Regions from separate parts of the Homo sapiens genome. Here all the other regions are linked to region 3. The links are chromatin loops, found by intact Hi-C in ENCODE. Cell type or tissue: endothelial cell of umbilical vein. All regions are shown on one strand.

Region 1 (5,000 bases), 990 kb before region 3:
CGCCTCTAGGGTTCAAGCCATTCTTCTGCCTCACCCTCCCGAGTACCTGGGACTACAGGTGCGTACCACCATACCTGGCTAATTTTTGTATTTTTAGTAGAGACGGGGTTTCATCATGCTGACCAGGATGGTCTTGAACTCCTGACGTCGTGATCCACCTGCCTCGGCCTCCCAAAGTGCTGGGATTACAGGTGTGAGCCACTGCACCCAGCCGTTAAATTTTTAATAGTATGAAACTTAAAGTGACCTAAATGTCCAATAAAGCATGATATAGCTATACGAAACAATACCAGAAGGACATTAAGTGATGTTGTAAAAGAATATTTCGAACAAAAGAATAATGTCCCCAAGTTATTATTAAGTTAAAAAGCAGACTACAACTGCTAAGTGGCATGGGAGAACTTCAAGGCGTTGTTCTAAAACTAGATTGTGACACTGATTACACAAATACAGATTTTTATGAAAATGTATTGAACTGTACACTTAAAATGGATGAATGTAATTGGGTTTTCTTGTTGTTGTTGTTGTTGTTGTTTGAGACGGAGTCTTGCTCTGTTGCCAGGCTGGCCTGCAGTGGCACGATCTCAGCCCACTGCAACCTCCGCCTCCTGAGTTCAAGCGATTCTCCTGTCTCAGCCTCCCGAGTAGCTGGGATTACAGGCACCCACCACTGTGCCCGGCTAATTTTATTTATTTATTATTTATTTATTTATTATTTATTTTTTTTGTGTGTGAGAAGGAGTCTCGCTCTGTCGCCCAAGCTGAAGTGCAGTGACACAATCTCGGCTCACTACAACCTCCAACACCCAGGTTCAAGTGATTCTCCTGCCTCAGCCTCCTAAGTAGCTGGGACTACAGGCGTGTACCACCACCCCTGGCTAATTTTTTGTATTTTAGTAGAGATGGGGTTTCACCATGTTGGCCAGGATGGTCTCGATCTCCTGACCTCGTGATCCGCCCACCTCGGCCTCCCAAAGTGCTGGGATTACAGACGTGAGCCACCACACCCAGCCTAATTTTTGTATTTTTAGTAGAGACGGGGGTTTCACCATCTTGGTCTGGCTGGTCTCAAACTCCTGACCTCGTGATCCACCCACCTTGGTCTCCCAAAGTGCTGGGATTACAGGTGTGAGCCACTGCGCCCAGCCAGATGAATGTAATTGTTTAAAAAAAAAAGCACAAAGCATTTTGTTCTGAAACTATTTTAATGTAAAGTCACTTACATAACTAAATTAGAAAGAAAGAACTGGGATGATATAAGCCAAAGCGTTAATGAGTCAAATTAATGGTGGGAAGAAGTATTTTCTTTTGTTTTATCGATATCTTCTAAATGTTCTATAATAAAAAATCTATTTTGCAATAAGAAAACACAGGCCAGGTGCAGTGGCTCATGTCTGTAATCCCAGCACTTGGGGGAGGCCGAGGCAGACGGATTGCTCAAGACCAGGAGTTCGAGGCCAGCCTGGGCATCATGGCAAAACACTGTCTCCACAAAAAATGCAAAAATTATTGGGGTATGGTGGCACAAACCTCTAGTCCCAGCTTCTCTGTTGGCTGATGTGGGAGAATCACTTGAGCCTGGGAGGCAGAGGTTGCAGTGAGCTGTGATCGTGCCACTGTACTCCAGCCTGCGTGACAGAGTGATGCCCTATCTCAAAGAAAAAAAGGAGAAGAAAGGCCGGGTGCGGTGGCTAACGCCTGTAATCCCAGCACTTTGGGAGGCTGAGGCAGACGGATCATTTGAGGTCAGGAGTTCAATATCAGCCTGGCCAACATTGTGAAACCCGTCTCTACTAAAATGCAAAAATTAGCTGGGTGTGGTGGCGATGGCCTGTAATCTCAGCTACTCAGGAGGCTGAAGCAGGAGACTGGCTTGAGCCCGGGAGGTGGAGCTTGCAGTGAACCGAGATCATGCCACTGCACTCCAGCCTGGGCGACAGAGCTTCGTCTCAAAAAAAAAACAAAAAACAAAAAAACACAATTAACTACCCTTGTCCTTGGCTAACAACCTAAAGCAATAATCCAGAATGAGAGTTTTTAACCTTTACAAGCGTTAAACCCATGCCACCCACTGAGCTAGAAGAGTTCTCCTTACTTACCACCAGAGGGACCCTTAGTTCCTCTGAAACGTGGCGTTTCTGAAGCTACAATCCAGTATAAAGTCTGACACCAGAGAACTCACAGCCATGTCAAACTTATGAAAAATTATTTTAGGTGCTTCGAAAAATAGGTTTTACAGGCCAATCAAATATAATTGTATAAAATTAAGTTTAGGCCAGGGGCGGTGGCTCACTCCTGTAATCCCAGCACTTTGGGAGGCCGAGGTGGGTGGATCATGAGGTCAGGAGATCGAGACCATCCTGGCTAACACGGTGAAACCCTGTCTCTACTAAAAACACAAAAAATTAGCCGGGCATGGTGGCGGGCGCCTGTAGTCCCAGCTACTCGGGAGGCTGAGGCAGGAGAATGGCGTGAACCCGTGAAATAGGGAGCTTGCAGTGAGCCGAGATCACGCCACTACACTCCAGCCTGGTAGACAGTGCGAGACTCCGTCTCAAAAATAAATAAATAAAAATAAAAAATAAAGTTAAGTTTAGGATACTTTAGCACATTTCACAGAAAAAAGGCCAAAGCTGTTTGACATTTAAAATGTCTCCACTGGAACTAATATAGTAAATTAGAGTGAAGACAATGAGCTGTCTGCAAGAAAATATGCAGTGGGACTGTTGATTGGGAACACTAACAGCTTTTAGTGAGGGGAGAATAAAAGCCCATAGATGAGAAAACAAGATGCCAGAAATAAATGTAAATCAACCACCATATCTGCAAACAGCTGGCCTTGAGAAAAGATAAAAATTCCTTGTACTTGTTTCTGGGTATGGAGCTTGTGTTCAAAATGTTTCCGAAGACCACAAGAATGGCAAAAGCATATTGTCTTCAAATGAAGTACAACTTATTTACTATTTTTTTTATTAACTTGTGTATTTTTCTTCCTGATTAGAGAGGCTTAGAGCTTGTTCCCATTTCTTTGGAGGAAAAAGTATAGAATCATTCATTGCTCCCCGTAGTTTTACCTACAGAAAGAATTTACAATGGAATAAACAATTACTGGCTGGGCGCGGTGGCTCACGCCTGTAATCCCAACACTTTGGGAGACCGAGGCGGGCAGATCATTTGAGGTCAGGAGTTTGGGACCAGCCCAGGCAACATGGTGAAACCCCATCTCTACTAAAAATACAAAAATTAGCTGAGTGTGGTAGCGCGCACCTGTAATCCCGGCTACTCAGGAGGCTGAGGCAGGAGAACCACCTGAGCCCAGAACATGGAGGTTATAACGAGCTGAGATCCGGCTACTGCACTCTAGCCTGGGAAACAGAGCAAGACTCCGTCTCAAAAAAAAAAAAAAGTACTAATTACCCATGTGCTATGTCTAGCACTGCACTAACCCTTTCCTTTTTTAAAAAAATTCATCTTTCCCTTTATTCTGACATTATGACATTAAATAAAGTCCAAGAGGTATTGGGCTGGTCCTTGTTTGGTCTCTGCCCTTTCCTTCTTTTCCAAGTGGTATTCATCATGCTTCTCTTGGAAGTCTTCTCAAATAACCTTATGTCTATAACATACTTTCTTCTAGATTCTTTTGAGAGTCTATTTGTGTTAGATCTAGAAATAGAAATGTAAGGCTGAAATGTATTACTATGACAAACTGTTTGTATGTGTGTATTACAATCTTAATTGTGCTAATAAGGATAATTATAATAAATATGCATGATTCAAAAAGGTTAGATGGTTATAATTTAAAAAAAAATTGTCCTTGGATATTCCATTTGATTTGCTAAGCCTCGTGTTCTCTAATTTCATATCTCCATCTCCCCCTACCCCAACCAAAATATATATACACACTGTGTATACATATACACCCACACTATTAAGAGCTGAATATAGAAGCTGGAAATTGCCCTGTTTCTTCCCGCTGCTTGCTACCTTCTTCAGTTCTGGACATCGGCTCCGCAGTGGAACTAGGTAGCCTCAACTCTTATAATGATTCAAGATTTTTCCTGTTTTATAACTTGAGGGAAGCTGGGGAACCTGTTAAGAGGATCCCAGCATTGAACTGGGTCTCAAGTGGAATGTCTCCCACTTTCTGCCTAACCTGCACGTCCATCAGCACCTCATCAATGAGAAACGACTCCTCCGGGGAGAATTTCCCCCTGCCTGGTCCCCTCTCCTAGAGAGCCCTTCGCCAACCCTGGGACAGCCCCAAACGACAGCTCCCGAGCGCCACCCGGACCAGACTCCAGTGCCGCCCTGTCCCGCCACCCTTTTTCCCGCCCAGACTCCGCGTCTTCTGAAAGAGGGCGTGGTCCGCAGGAAGTTCTCACGTTACGGAAAGTAAAGTGTTTCCGGCTCCGGTGTCATGGCCGGCTCCTACCCTGAAGGTGCACCTGCAGTCCTCGCCGATAAGAGGCAGCAGTTCGGAAGCCGGTTCCTGAGAGATCCGGCGCGCGTCTTCCACCACAATGCCTGGTAATCACTCTGCCCCTTCGCCCGGCCTGTCGCTGACCCTCTGTCCCGCCGCCTCGGAGCACTCCGAAAAGCCCCTGACCGCCGGCCACGAGTCAAGCTGCCCTACCCGAGGCACTCTCCAAGGGGAGAGAAACTCCTAGGCCAGCGACTCACCCTGCCCGCAGCCAGGACGTGAGGCCCCTAAGCTGCCCGTTTGATTTTCTCAGGGACAATGTGGAGTGGTCGGAAGAGCAAGCCGCGGCGGCGGAGAGAAAAGTCCAGGAGAACAGTATCCAGCGGGTGTGCCAGGAGAAACAAGGTGCGCTTAAATGGGCTCTCATTGGTATCAACAGCCAGCGTACTGCCGAACGCGCCCTCCCGGAGAGGCCAGGGAACCGCGGCCGCCCAGATCCTTTATTCCTGGCCTGATGCAGATCTCAGGAGTAGAGCGGGACAGGGAGGGGATGAGCAAGGAGAGAAAAGGGCTGCATTGT
Region 2 (5,000 bases), 410 kb before region 3:
GGAATAACTTACTGTAAGAAAAAGTGTAGAGTCATTTCAGTGCCAAATAAAAAATTCAGGTGTTTTTATTGAGAACTGAGAACTTTACTCTTACATATAAAAAGATACATATAATACAGTAAATGATTCTTAAATAGCAACATAGCATTTGGATCACCACATTAATAGTGTGACAACTCTTCATGCTTTTATAGACACTTGAGACATTGTTATATGCTTCTGTAACATATGACATATGTAACTATGTTATACATGTTGGCTACTATTATAATTTGTTTCCTATTGCTGCTGTAACAAATTTCCACAAATTTAGTGGCTTAAAACAACACAAATGTACTATTTTAATACTTCTTACAGTTCTGGAAGTCAGAAGTTTGAAATGAGTTTTTTATGGGGCAAAAACTAATGTTTTGGCATACCTGTGTTCCGTCTGGAGACTCTGGGAGAGAATCTGTTTTTTACCTTTTCCAGCTTCTGGAGGCCATCTGCGTTACTTGGCTTGTGGCTACATTGCTCTGATGTCTACTTTGGTCATCACATCTCCTCTTCTGATGCTTCTACTTCCCTTTTCCATTTTTTAATGACATTTGTGACTACATTGGGTCTGCCTGGGTAAAATTCAGGAAAATCTCCCTATTTTAAGGTCCTCAACTTAATCACATCTTCAGAGTCCCTTTGCCATGTAAGGTAACATTCACAAATTCCAGAAGTTAGAATGTGGTCACCTTTGGGGAACCTCTATTGACTTGGTTTGATTTTGTTCTTGCTTTTTAAGTTTTGGCTATTCTGGGTCCCTTGCCGTTTCCACATTAGTTTTTAGATCACTTTCTCAATTTCTGAAAGGAAAGTAGCTGGGAGTTTGTTAAGTATTTTGTTGAATCTACAGATCAATTTGGAGACTATTGCCATCTTACCATTAAGTCTTTCAATCCATGGACATGGATGTCTTTCCATTTAATTAGGTCTTCCTTAATTTCTTTCAGTGATGTTTTATAATTTTCAGTGTACAAGTTTTATACTTTTGTTAATAACAATTTTTTATTCTTTTTGATGTTATTGTAAATGTATTTTTTATTTCATTTTTGGATTGTTCATTGATAGTCTAAAGAAATACAACTAATTTTTCAGGCCAGACATAGTGGCTCATGCCTGTAATCCCAGGAATTTGGGAGGCTGAGGCAGGAGGATTGTTTGAGGCCAGGAGTTTGAAACCAGCCTGGTCAACATAGCAAGACCCCGTCTCTGCAAAAGAAAAATAAAAAAAAATTAGATGTGTTAGCATGTGCCTGTAGTCCCAGCTGCTGTGGAAGCTGAGGCAAGAGGATTATTTGAGCCCAGGAGTTTAAGGCATCAGTGAGCCATGCTCATGCCACGCACTGCAGCCTGGATGAGTGAGAGCCTGTCTCAAAAGAAAAAAAAAATACAACTGATTTTTTAATGTGTATCTTGTGTCCTGCCAATTTGCTGAATTCATTTATTAGCTCTAATAGTTTTTTGGTGTATTCTTTAGGATTTTCTACATATGAGGTCATGTCATTTGTGAATAGAGACTGAGTTATTATTTCTTCCTTTCTAATTTGGATGCCTTTTATTTCTTTTTCTGCCTAATTGCCCTGAATAGAACTTCAAGTACAATGGTGTATAGAAGTGGTAAGTAGAATTTTTTTTTTTTTTGAGACAAAGTCTCACTCTGCCACCCAGGCTGGAGTGCAGTGGCGCATTCTCAGCTCACTGCACCCTCTGCCTCCTGGGTTCCTGGGTTCAAGCGATTCTCCTGCCTCAGCCTCCTGAGTATCTGGGATTACAGGCATGCACCACCACACCTGGCTCATTTTTTTTTTTTTTTGTATTTTTAGTAGAGATGGGGTTTTGCCATGTTTGTCAGGCTAGTTAAATGGATGATTTTTTCTTGTCCAACTTAGGAGGAAAGTGTTCAGTTTTTCAGAATTAAGCATGATGTTAGCCTCAGGCTTTTTATAGATGCCATTTATCAGACTGAGGATGTTTCTTTCTATTTCTAGTATGTTGAGTATTTCTTTTTTAATCATGAAAGGGTGTTGCCTTTTGTCAGATGCTTTTTCTGTGTCTATGGAGGTAATTATTAAAGTTTTTGTCTGTTACTAATTTGGTATATTACATTGATTTTCATATGCTGAACCAACCTTGTATTCCTAGGATTCACTTACCAGTTCTTGAGTTTGAGAAAATTAATCTAGGGTATGGTCATCTGAAGACTCATAGTCTGAGATTTCCCTTAGATGATTAATTTCACCTTTATCAATAGAATCTGGAGTACTGCCATCTGTCTTTTTGCATTCTTCTTCTGATAAAATAATTGTGATACATCTTCCTCTGGAAATATTCTTCTCTTTGACATTTTGGGTAGAAAATGAAAATTCTTGTATTGTTTACTGTGTTAAATGAAGAGCTTTAACAAAGGCTACAAAGCTGATGTGTCATATTTCTTTTATATCTTCTTGAAAGATGATGCAATACTTTGGGCAAAGCAATAAGAAAACTGAAGAAGGATGAAACGGTTATCACTTATTTCATTATTACGTCACTTTTAGATAAATCCATCATGTTTCCATTTTCTTTGGATTTTTTTCTTTCTTTTACAGTTTACATGCATTGTAGAATAATAAAGCCGTTCTTTTCAAGACCTTTTATAAATCCTGTTATCTTGTCTGGCTGGCTCACATTGTTTCCTGGGAAGGCCAGCCTGCAGTGGCTTAGATAGTGTTGACAGTTGTAGTTGGTTTGGAGTGGACGAACAAGGGACATAGTAATTCTTAGCTCATAATGTAAGGATCCAGAATCGGGTGGATTGAGAACTCAGTTGTAAATCTATCTGGAAATATTTGATAAGATATTTTATAAAATACTTGACTTAGTTGAAATTCAGAAGTTAGGCAATTTAGTCTAATGGGGAACAAGGTTGGTGGAGGGTGTTGAGGTAAAGAAACACTGGGTCAGCTAGCTCCCAGTATTGGCCACCAGATGGCCCTGGCAGTTTAGGTGCTGTATGAAAGAGCTTTGAAGGGGTAGAAAGAGAAAGCAGTACATGACCTGATAATAAGTATTGCAAAAATGAGGATTCATAATTGAAGCAGTGCTTGTACTACATACAAGGCTGACTGTGGAACCCATCATCAGTTACTTCCCTTTCTCAAGACTTCTTTGTTAATTGTCCCATTTCCTTCCTTTGCCCTCCAGTCTTGAAAGAGATTGCATAATTTGAAGCTCTTCAGTGCAGTTCAAAATTTTGCTTTTAGGGAAATTATCAAAGATTATCAGCTGGGCATAGTGGTGTGCGCCGGTAGTCCTAGCTACTCCGAGGCTGAGATGGAAGGATCCTTTGAGCCAGGAGTTCAAGACCACAATGAACAGTGATAGCACTGCTGTAATTATAAGAACTTCCAAAGTTATGTCCTAGAATATATCTGAGGCATCTAGCAATTTATCTCAGTCAACACTTAAAGAAGGCCTTTCTTGATAATTATTAGTCCTTCAGCATGCCTTTCACAGAGGAAAAAACATGCAATTTCCAGATGGTGGACAAATGATTTGTCTTTCTTGTATTGGCTTGATCCTATTACTGTATATAACTTTTTTTGAAACAGAGTTTTTACGTTTTCCAGAAGCCTCAAATTCATGCTAGATTTGTGTTTCTGTCTAGTATTCTCATCATTCACACTGTTCAAGCAAACTAAATATGGCCTGAGAAGGACTCCGTACTTCTATATTTGAGTCCTTGTGGACAAACTGTAACCCAGCTTAATAGGCAGACAAGATTAAAAACCTCACTTAGGAGTACGCGCCTGTAGCAATAGCGGAGTCTTAGCAAATCCCAGCAGCCATGTTTCAACCACTCATAGACTGCTGTGTGTTCAAATAAGGCAAATGCCAACCTGTAACCAGTGCAGCTGTTTCTGTACCTCACAGTCGATTTCTGTCCGTCACTTCCCTTTTTTTTTTGTCTATAAATTTGTTCTAACCATGAAGCATCCTTGGAGTCTCCCTGAATCTGGTGTGATTCTGGGAGCTGCCCAATTTGTGAATCGTTCATTGCTCAATTAAACTCGTTTAAATTTAATTTGGCTGAAGTTTTTCTTTTAAGAACACTATTGCATTTGTCATTGGTTGTTTACTTCTCCCAGTATGATTAAATACATGCTCTTTTGAGTTCTTCCATTCTTCTCTATTTCTCTCTTCGTTTTTTTTGAGATTATTTGTGATTGTATTTTTTAGAGCCTCTCATGCTTTCAGCAGATATTCACTAAATTTTCTTTTCTTTTTCTTTGTTTTTTTTTGAGATGGAGTTCCGCTCTTGTTGCCCAGGCTGGAGTGCAGTGGCGTGATCTGGGTTCACTGCAACCTCTGCCTCCCAGGTTCAAGTGATTCTCTTGCCTCAGCCTCCCAAGTAGCTGCGATTACAAGTGCGCACCACCACGTCTGGCTAATTTTTTGTATTTTTAGTATAGATGGGGTTTCACCGTGTTGGCCAGGCTGGTCTCAAACTCCTGACCTCAGGTGATCTGCCCGCCATAGCCTCCCAAAGTGCTGGGATTACAGGTGTGAACCACCACACCCAGCCTCTTTTTTTTTTTTTTTTTTTAAAGAGAAAAAAAGGACAGAGTCTCACTCTCTTTCTGTCACCCAGGCTGGCGTGCAGTGGTGTGATCATAGTTCACTGTAACTTTGAACTTGTGGTCTCAAGCAGTTCTCCTGCCTCTCAGCTTCCTGAGTAGCTGGGACTACAGCTGTGCACCACCAATATTTTCATCGTGTGCATTATTAACCCTGCATCTTATCTGTAATGTTTAAAAAGTTATTGGAAGTGTTTATTAAATGCATTAGTGTGTGTGTGTTGTATTCTCCTGCAGAAATTTCTCAGAGGAGAAGCTCTATGTTGACAAATGCTAGAAAATGGATAGCATTTACTTTAAATATATGTAGCTTACTTTTTATAATTATATGAACAGATTTGTATTCAAAAG
Region 3 (5,000 bases):
TTTGTAGCTAGGAAGAGGTACCAAAGGAGAGGTAGACCAAAGCAGAGAAGACAGTCTGGTTAGGAAAAATGAAACCAAGTGAGTTTGATTAAAGGTGAATTTTCAATAGATTTATTATTATTGTCTCCAAATATTGTGAGGCAATTTAAATGTGTCTTTATTCATTATTTTTCTTTAGAACTTTTCTTTATGGAAAAGGTGGCAAAAATCATTATTCTTAGAAGTAAAGTAGCAATTACATTAATGAAACACAAGGATATGTCACGTTTAACATGGAGCGCTGGAGAGGACCAGAACCACCTATCCTCAATCTTTGTTCTCTGCCCTTAGCCCTAACAGCTGCAGCCGGAAGGGGCAAACTGGAGGTGTGCCGTTTGCTCTTGGAACAAGGGGCGGCAGTGGCCCAGCCAAACCGCCGAGGAGCAGTGCCACTATTCAGCACAGTGCGCCAGGGCCACTGGCAGGTAAGCAGGGCGACCACTTCCAGTCCCTCAGGCAGGACTGAGTTCTAGGTGAGGACTTCTGATGCACAGAGCAAAATGATCACAAGTAAAGTTTGGGTTACCCAGCAGTGATCAGGTTTGAGGACTTGGACCTTTGTTATGAGTATTCTGGTTAATTGAGAATACGACAGTTAACATTCAAAACCATCACTTGATACAGATTGTATAGAAGGACTAACTACTTATGTCCTGGTGATAGAGTGACCTCCTTCTCACATTTCACAGCATCCAAAGACTCCTTGGAAGGTTCATTTCTCAGCGGACTTCTGCTAATCACTTACTTGCAGATGTCTGAGACTTACTAAAAGAAAATACAGTGAATGCAAATTCTAACAACACAATCCTTTTAGATGTTTGGATTCTGGATAAATGTTAATTTATACACTTAGGATGGAAAGGAAAGCACACTGATAATAATCTTCAGAAGTATTTCAATAGAAAAAAGGCTGTAGAAGCCAAACAGCCCTAAAGAGTTACCAGAGTCACTTGATTATGTTCAGTTCAGTTGCAAGTATTAACTACAGGCAGATTTGCAACCACTAGAGGGCAATAAAGGAGTGATTTATGTTGGAACTTCCGCTATGGGATTGTTTAATCCTACATCTTGGCCTTTGTTAAGTTCTTTTTTACTTAGTAGCTGAGTCAGACATTGAGAGTTGAATCCTTCTCATTTGACTGTCCCTGAGAGAGATTAAATCACATGGTACTAGGACTATACAGGTACTTATGGGGGAAGTGGAAAGATACATGGGTGACTCGTACAGCAGTAGGAATTCCTACAGAGTAAGAGATAGTGTGCACGTGTCTTCTCAGCAGCTCTTCTTTGGGCTAATTGGTCCCTGTTTCTCTGCACTTGCAGATTGTTGATCTTTTACTCACCCATGGAGCTGATGTCAACATGGCAGACAAGCAGGGCCGCACTCCCCTGATGATGGCTGCTTCCGAAGGCCATCTAGGAACCGTGGACTTTCTGCTTGCACAAGGTTAGTCTTGGAATGCTAGAGCTGGCTGGCCAGTTTCCATAATTACCTGGTGAACTCATGATTTCCAGCAATGGATCCCAGGAGATGCTAAGAACAGATATTAATCCAGTTGGTTGGAAAATGAAAGGCTATCTCCTCCCCTCTTGTATTCAGTGTAATGTTTTTAACTCTGATACTCTCTATTTCCTTATGACTTGAGGGATTTAAATGAAATTAACATATTCTAAATTCTCATTCAGATCAGTAGTCTCCAAACTTTGATTTTTTAAAAATATATACTCAATAAATGTTCATCTTCCGGGGATTGTGTTCTGACTTTATCAATTCTTTTGTAAGCCTGCACAACTAATATTTTTCTTGAATTCAAAGGAGGCAAATGCCAGTGAAGATCCCTGCTGACTCTGGGATGCTATTTGGGGGATCAAGATTATTACCCTGTAGTAATAAATTCCTTTTGACACTTACCAACATCCACAAATTCCTGGTGAATGGGAAATAAGTTAAAGGAGATGATGATCACACCACCATCATAAAGTACGTCAGGCTCCTGTTGGTTGCTGTGACCTCTATCACCTGTGCATAACAGTGGCTGCTGATGATGGACCTCTGTAGTAGAAAAAGCTCATCACTGGTGACTCTGCAGTGCCATCTAGTGGAGCTTGAGCATTTACTTGAAGCAAGAGACAGAGGCAGTCATTCCAGTTAGCCTCCACTATTAGTAAACTGGACGCAAATGTCGGTAATTACATCCACAAGCACATGTACTTTCCTTCAAGAAAACCAACCTCCTGAAGAATTATGCCTAGGCCAGAGCAGCTGAGGGTAGTTTAATTAGGAAGAAATTAGGTTTCTTCTAAGATTTCAAACTACAGCTCAGTCAGAGACTTACTGGATCTTTAGCTGTATCCCTTAAGTAAGATTTTTTTCCACAGACTCAGACTCAAGGCTGGGTCAGAATCAGAGAGTTGCTCTTACAGGGTGCGAAGTGGCTCTTGCCTTCCCCATATAAGCTACCAAAGAAATTTGGCTTCATGCTCTCTCCCTTCATTCTGCTGGGGAAGCAAGGAGGAGGAAGGTTGGGCCTAGATTCTCAAGATAAGATGTGTCCAGAGTAATATTCCAGAACAAACCAAGTCCACTGAAAGAGGCAGGAACTCTTGAGCCACTGATAACCTTTAGATAGCTGCAAAGTACCTGTCATGTGCCAGTAGAGGCTCCGTAGCCATAGATTCCAGGTATTTGTTCTCCCTTACCAGTGAAGACATTTTCATCTTTGGACTGTTTCATTTTTTTCCACACTTAGAGGCTTAATGAATTCAACAAAGATTTATTTAGGCTATGTTATTAGCAGAACACTATACTAGGAACTATGAGTGGTTCTGATTTTTTTAATTAATACACTATAACCTGTGCCCTCAAAGGGTCTATAATGTGGCAGGGAAGAGATGAAACAAAGATAAATGCCTTAAAAAGCGGAGAATCCTGAGTGCTCTGATACAGGCGTCCGTTGAGTTAGACTAGGACAGACTTTGAAATTCGAAGAGGAAAAATGTTTTGTATTTAGGGAGAGGAAGTAACATAGATGAAAGGCCAAAGAGGAATGACAGGTTTGGAGAAATATGCAAGCTGTCTAGTAAAATGTAAGGGGACTACGGAAAATAAAATTGGAAAGGTATGTGGAAATGGAAAAGGACCAAGTTAGAAGAATCTGGACTTAATTCTAAAGGAATCTGGGGAGGCTTTAAAAATTTTAAATAAGGAATTGATGGCAGAGTTATGCTTTAAAAACAATCACTCTGGCAGTATGTGAACAGCAGATTTGACAAAGGAGCCAGGAGATCAGTTAGGAAGCCATCGTAATGGAACATATGAGGCATAATGAGGTCCTAACCCAAGGGCAGTAGCTTTCAGCATAGAACAAAAAAGGGCTATGTGCAAGAGGTATTTTGGATATGAAGCCTGATTAGATGTAGGAAATAAGGATAGAACAGTTAAAGATAACTCCAGAGTTGTAAGACGGACATTTGGGAGAATTGTGATTTCATTAACTGCATGAGAAAGAAAAGAGAGAAGAGGAAGATTACAAATTGGATTTTGGAAGTATTTAACATATTATGGATTTGTTTCATGTGTATCTCCTTTTAATTTCTTCTCTTTCCTTATCTTTGGAAAAATCAGTTCATCTGTAATGTACATCCAAAACTTTCTTATCCTACTCTTTCCTCCACTGGATACTTTGTCCAGGAAATTTATAGATGTTGCATCTGAGAAAACGCCTTGGATTCTGTTCCGTATTTAAACTTATTCCATATTAGAGTCAGTGTTTTAATTGCAAACTATACCATTACATAAATGGCTCTCATCAGGATTAAGGGATGGTCCCTTCCAGCTTTTCATCCTCCTGTGGGAAACCATAGACTCTAATGACCTCCAGAGATGCAAAGGTGATAGGCTAGATAACTGCTGAGTAAACCCTGAGCCTGCTGTGGCAGGTGCTAAGCTTGAGCTGACATCCGAATCCTGTCCAGCTGAGGGGGCAGCCAAGTGTCCTGGTGCAGTAAGTTGATCTCTGATGTAGTTAAATATGACATGCCTACTGTGTGAAAAGCGTTGTCTTAGGTACTCTTCTAGCAAGTAAATGATTCGCTTCTTACCATTGAAGGCCTTACAGTCTGGGTCTTAAGAACCAAATGTATATTGGATTTTAGACTGATTACAAAACAGCATGTCAGGTATGCTTGATCCTTTCAAGTGAAAATAGAAATGTTGAAGGGAAACAGATCCAGAATATGAAAGGGTGGGTGGAGAATTTAAAAGTGGGGATGGAGTTATTGAATAAGGCTGAGTAGTTTAAACTCTGAATTTTTTGTTTATTTGTATTTGTTTTTTGTTTTTGTTTTTGTCTTTTTTTAGAGGCAAGGTCTCACTCCATCACCCAGGCTGGAGTGCAGTGGCCTGATCATAGCTCACCAAAGCCTGGAACCCCTGGGCTCAAGCGATCCTCCCATCTCATCCTCCCATCTCAGCCTTCCTAGTAGCTAAGACTACAGGCTCACACCACCACCACACCTGGCTAATTTTTTAGTTTTTTGTAGAGACAGTCTCACCATGTTGCCCAGGCTGGTCTCAGATTTCTGGCCTCAAGCAGTCCTCCCACCTCGGCCTCCAAAAGTGCTGGGATTATAGGTGTGAGTTACTGCACCCAGCCAAATATTTATTTTTTTAATTGACAAGTAAAAATGGTATATGCAGTTATGTATCACTTAACAAAGGGGAGATGTTCAGAGAAATGCATTCCAAGAATTGTGTCCTTAGGTGATTTTGTCATTTGTAAACATCATAGAGTGCACTTACACAATCCTAGATGGTATAGCCTACTACACACCTAGGCTGTATAGTATAGCCTGGTGCTCCTAGGCTACAAACCTGTACAGCGTATTAACTGCACTGAGTTACTGTAAACAGTTGTAACACAGTGGTATTTGTGTAGCTAAACATATCTAACCATAAAAAG
Region 4 (5,000 bases), 290 kb before region 3:
GACTCTGTCTCCCTGCCAAAAAAGTAATTAATTAAATAAGATGTGTGTCAAGAACTTAGTAAAGAGTTTAGCTCGTAGAAGGTGATTCATAAATGAAAGCTTATAATAAAATCACTACATAATTTATCTTTCCCATGCAGCAGATCTGTCCTGTCCTTGTCTGTTTTTTAATTCTAAAAACATCCCAGCAATCCTTTTTGCTATCTTCAAAACATAGCTCTTCTCAACTGGGGCTCTATTCTTCGTGGACAATATTGTTAGATGGTTTTCTACTCTTCATCTTTGATTATGGTTTTCTACTCTTCATCTTTGATTATTTCCCCCTCTCTTTGTATATTTCTTTTTCAGGCACAATCTGTCTTTATCAAAAAATTTCTGATATGGCAATATTTTTTTAGATGCTTCCATATGTTTATGATTGTATAAATTGCTTTTTATTTTATTTATTTATTTTTTTGAGACTGTATCTCACTCTGTCACCAGGCTGGAGTGCAGTGGCACAATCTCAGCTCACTGCAACCTCCGCCTCCCAGGTTCAAGTGATTCTCCTGCCTCAGCCTCCTGAGTAGCTGGGATTACAGGCGTGCACCACCATGCCCAGCTAATTTTTGTATTTTTAGTAGAGACGGGGTTTCACCATGTTGGCCAGGATGGTCTCGATCTCCTGACCTTGTGATCCGCCCGCCTCGGCCTTCCAAAGTGCTGGGGTTACAGGCGTGAGCCACCGCGCCCGGCCATTGCTTTTTATTTTTAATCTATACCCTCAAACCATATTCTCTTTTAAAATTATTGACCATGGGCTCATAGCTTCTTTTCTCTACATTTTTAAAGAAATGTTTGCCTAAATCTGAAGTGTTGAATTGACGGTCCAGCATTCCTTTTAGTGCTGTGACCAATGAAGGGTCAAACCAAGGACACCTAGGACCTGAGATGGAGAAGGCAAGTTAGTAAGATAACAGTGTGGTAGCACTCATGAAGTAGATGCATAAGCAGACCCTAAAGATTAGGGTGGATCAGCAGTAGGGTAATTGTTAGGTGTCACAGGAAGTAAGTGGAACCTGTTAATCCAAGGGAATCTAGGGGGAGGCAGTAGGCAAAGTTCCAGGGAGGACAAGTAGTCAGCACCAAGAAAAATGTCTAACATTGAGGTCACTGTGTAAGGTAATGTTGTTTTTCAACAGATCTTTATGGAATGTCTGTAATGTGGCAGGGTTAAGGCTCAGAACTCTAGGACCCAAAGAACTGATAGGGTCACACTGGTCAAGAACCCAGCTGAACGAAGAACCCGTTTAGAGTTCTACATAGTCATTTGTAAACTCTGGGCAGATTAGTTCTTTTTGATCTTCTGTTTCTTCATATGTACAGTGAAGATAATAACACCTTAAGGCTGAGAGGAATACAGAAATGTGTGTAGAGTTTCTTTTTGTGCCAAGCACTTCTTGTGACAAACAAGGGGAAATAATAAAAAGAATCCTAACATGTGAAAAAGTTGTCAATCACTTGATTAATATCCTTTTTAGCTCCTGTGTTGTGTTTCCAAGAATTGGGTATCAGTTTTAAACATGGAAAATACCATGAAGATTACAGAAAAAAATCCTTCATTGTCCATCCTTCTTCTGTGACCTTCCCCAGAAAACTCACCATGATTTATGCCATGGTCCCTAGGAAGTCTAATTTTTTTACTTAATTGACCTTGTCCTTCTTTACTTGCTTAACTTCCCACCTGCTATGGAATGTGAGCAGTTTAGAAAGTGGCAAATGTGGAATTTAAGGGCTAAACAATTTTGGCCATGAGGAATACTTTTCAGTCACAAAGCATCACAAAAGTCAAATAAATATCCACGATTCAAAAGAAAGCCTTAGTAACTCTCTAAACAGGAAATAAATTATAGTATGGGATAATATAAAGCTTAGAACAGAATATATGTTCACATTATAACAACAGAAATTTTTATAATGCTAAACTATATATTTATTCTCATTATAGAAAATTATGCACCCAAATTGACATTCAGCCCATAAGAGTAATAAACACGTGGCATGGCAGAGTAACTCCCTCTCTTAGAGGAGGATTTTAAACACCAGAGGGCAGAGTGTTCCAGAGGACATTTTCAGTTCAGCTGGCCTTTCTTAATTGTAAATGCGCATCCTTACCTTGTCCGTCAGTCATTCATGTCGTGGGCAGAATTTCAAAAGTTAAGAAATGTGGTTATTTCATTTTACTTATTTTTTTCTTAAGACACAGAGTCCTGCTTTGTCACCCAGACTGGAGTGTGGTGGCACAATCACTGCTCATTGCAGCCTCAACCTCCTGGGGTCAAGAGATCTTCCCACCTCAGCCTCCTGAGTAGCTGGGACTACAGGCGTGCACCACCATACCTGGCTAATTTTTTCATTATTTTGTAGAGATGGGGTCTTGCTATGTTGCCCAGGCTGGTCTAAAGTCCTGGGCTCAAGCAACCCTCTCACCTCGGTCTCCCAAAGCACTGAGATTACAGGTGTGAACCACTGTGCCCAGCCAAGAAATATGGTCATTTTAGAATTGTCTATGTGGTATTATCTGTTTTGATGACTTTGTTTAGATAGCACAATGAGCAGTGTTTTGAGTTATACCAGAGTTGGTTGAACATCTCTGTTTTCCCCATTTCTGGTTAATGTTCATGTTTCTGATTTCTGAAAACGATTTTTAGAAAAAATTATGTATACATCTATATCATTCAGTAAATTTTATAACTTTAGATTAATGAAGTAAGTAAAGTGAGAGAAAGGAGATTTGATATGTGTATCTTATGGCTCAGTATGCCCTTTTATGCCCTGCTTATCAATAAAAACATTCTGAAAGAACCACCTGCCAACTCATGACCTTTTTCAAATGTTACAATTATCATTTAGAGGTAGCATCACACATTTGGGATAATTTTATTCAGGGTTTAGATAGTAAAGTCAACATATAAAATAAAAACTGAGTATAAAGAAAATTATCCTCAGAAATCCATTACATATCATTCACGACATTCATTAAACAGAAATACTGCTTCTCAGTATATCCAACCCTGCCAGTTTATCCTTTAGAGTTGTAACTATTTTACTCTTTACTCTCTTTTTCTTTGACCACCAGATGAAGTAGTTGGCTGATGTATAGGGATCACATATATGATTTTTAAGAATATATTTCTTTTTCTTCTCTGTCACTCATTACCCTACTGCTGCAGATTGAAGTCCTGATCTGAAGCAGTAGCCATTGCTAGGAAAGACACAACCCCGCGTAGAAAGTTGGCCAAAGCTTGAATTGCTATAGCTAGTAGAATGGTTACTTTCTTAACTCCTGTGAGAATAGAGATTTCGTATGTACATCTCTTCATAAATATTACCCTACCTTTAAGCACAATAGAGTTTAGCACGGATGATTACTCCTTAGAGAAAGCTTTTAATATAGCAAGACTGAAAAAAGAATAAAAATAAAAAAGAATGTAAAACTGTATAAGTTTTAGCATGACTTACCTAAATTAATCATAAAGGAGTTAAAAATTAGTAACCAAGGGGAAGAGCTTAACTCCTTAAATCTCTCTCCACCCTTAAGTTAAATCCAATTTTTCAAGCAAAACAAAACCTGTGTACTTTGTCTTTTGAAGTATTTTAATCATGTCCTCATCCCAGTTAGCTCCTACACAGCATAAGCAACGTTAGAAAAAATTATTTGTTGTCCAAGTTTACATTTTTTGCAGAACTTTTCTGGTATCTCTCTAATGCAAAGATCTGCTCAACATGACTTGATGATGGGGAGGTGGGAGAGAAAGTTGCTCTTTTTACCTAAGATATTGAATAATTAGTATTCTAAAAAGTCACAACTGAAGAGAATTTCCCTCAAAAATAACTACTGGCACAAGACAATATTTGAGTTAAAAAACTTACTAGGTAGAAGAGATTAGATTATCCAGGAAACAGAATGAGATAGGCTGTCCATGGAATTTCCAAGTCAAACATAATAGCTCATTTTTGAGTTTGCCCTACAGTTTTCTAGTTAGGTAGGATAAAAAGTAATAGGTTATTTTAAACAACTCAATCACTTTGCATGTTCTTTGATATTAACCATTCCATAGAAACCACTTATACTTCTTTATTACCAAGTTACTATTTTCTGAAGACATTTATAAGTCATGTTGAGGCAGTAGAATTACTTGTACATTATTATATTAAATAATCCTTGAACGCTAGTCCGCAGTATCTGTATCTACTATAATTCTAAAAAGAAATAGCTACTAGCTACTTGTGAAAAGTATATGCAGTGTGATGGGACACAATATCCAGTCAAACATAAAACCTAGCCTGGAAAAATATTTACCCTTTCAGGCAATTTTCTGTGTTTATGGAGTTCTATTGAAATTCCACTTTTCATTTTTCTTTGCTGTTTTGCTTAGATACTATTAAAAAAGATAATATAGATGTTTAGAATTTTAAGCCTTTGCTTTGTATTTATTTTTTTCTATTCCCACAGTAGCTTTAGGAATAAGGTAGAAAATGCTTTACTGAGATGAATCAGTGGGTCAGAGTAGTTAGGTGCCTTACTCAGGGTTATATTTAGAAGTAGCAAAGCTGTTAGTCCAACTACAGTCAAGACTAGTCAAATGCATGTCCATCCCACTACATTGCAATTCTTTTTAGTCACATTTTACTGAGGTTCTTCATTTATGGAGATAAATGCATCATAAATCTATGACCAACAAATACGTAACTTTTCCAGAATTGGTATTATAATGGCAGTGTTGCCCATGTAAGAGAATGGTATAATAGGTAAATTTACCTAATATTTTGCTTTGTATTGTATCTGAATATTGCATTAAATAAATGGTGATGGAAAAGTAACACAGAGATATGATATAGAACAATTTCATATAGAACTACCCTATATAAATAGATGAAATATCATAGCATCAGTGACCCATGCTTAATAAATCTAATGAAAGATATTTTTCTGCACCAGTCATCTCAGAGCAACATCC

What was found. Hi-C counts contacts between places; a loop is a spot of excess contacts. Peaks named below come from ENCODE experiments on the same cell type or tissue, not always from the same donor. Only the 100,000 strongest peaks of a DNase experiment are listed, where the experiment ranks them.
Region 1: it touches region 3 in a loop (11-fold over the local background); 4 of 110 quality-filtered maps call a loop at or near these places.
Region 2: it touches region 3 in a loop (17-fold over the local background); 55 of 110 quality-filtered maps call a loop at or near these places.
Region 4: a loop joins it to region 3, with 13 times the contacts of the local background. A loop is called at or near these places in 16 of 110 quality-filtered maps.

What each region holds. Positions count from the first base shown.
Region 1 is chr17:62,419,486-62,424,485 of GRCh38, forward strand. METTL2A (methyltransferase 2A, tRNA N3-cytidine) reads left to right here and starts at 4,412. Exons shown (of 9, transcript NM_181725.4): 1 at 4,412-4,527; 2 at 4,734-4,825. The coding sequence starts at 4,418. RefSeq lists enhancers at 4,145-4,675, 4,427-4,796. In endothelial cell of umbilical vein, a CTCF peak has its summit at 2,105 (motif pointing right); a DNase peak (open chromatin) is centred at 4,416; H3K4me3 peaks cover 1,086 bases; H3K27ac peaks cover 974 bases.
Region 2 is chr17:62,992,518-62,997,517 of GRCh38, forward strand. All of the region lies in intron 1 of TANC2 (tetratricopeptide repeat, ankyrin repeat and coiled-coil containing 2), which reads left to right. Among named protein-coding and RNA genes, the nearest start is that of TANC2, 29 kb to the left of the region's middle. In endothelial cell of umbilical vein, a CTCF peak has its summit at 3,007 (motif pointing right); a DNase peak (open chromatin) is centred at 3,004.
Region 3 is chr17:63,404,792-63,409,791 of GRCh38, forward strand. It overlaps TANC2 (tetratricopeptide repeat, ankyrin repeat and coiled-coil containing 2), which reads left to right. Exons shown (of 28, transcript NM_001394998.1): 20 at 331-464; 21 at 1,363-1,486. All of the region lies in intron 2 of LOC105371856 (a long non-coding RNA gene), which reads right to left. Among named protein-coding and RNA genes, the nearest start is that of CYB561, 39 kb to the right of the region's middle. In endothelial cell of umbilical vein, CTCF peaks have their summits at 1,042 (motif pointing right) and 2,136 (motif pointing left); DNase peaks (open chromatin) are centred at 1,080 and 2,130; H3K27ac peaks cover 401 bases.
Region 4 is chr17:63,111,288-63,116,287 of GRCh38, forward strand. All of the region lies in intron 4 of TANC2 (tetratricopeptide repeat, ankyrin repeat and coiled-coil containing 2), which reads left to right. Among named protein-coding and RNA genes, the nearest start is that of TANC2, 150 kb to the left of the region's middle. In endothelial cell of umbilical vein, no CTCF peak of the experiment used is centred here; no DNase peak of the experiment used is centred here.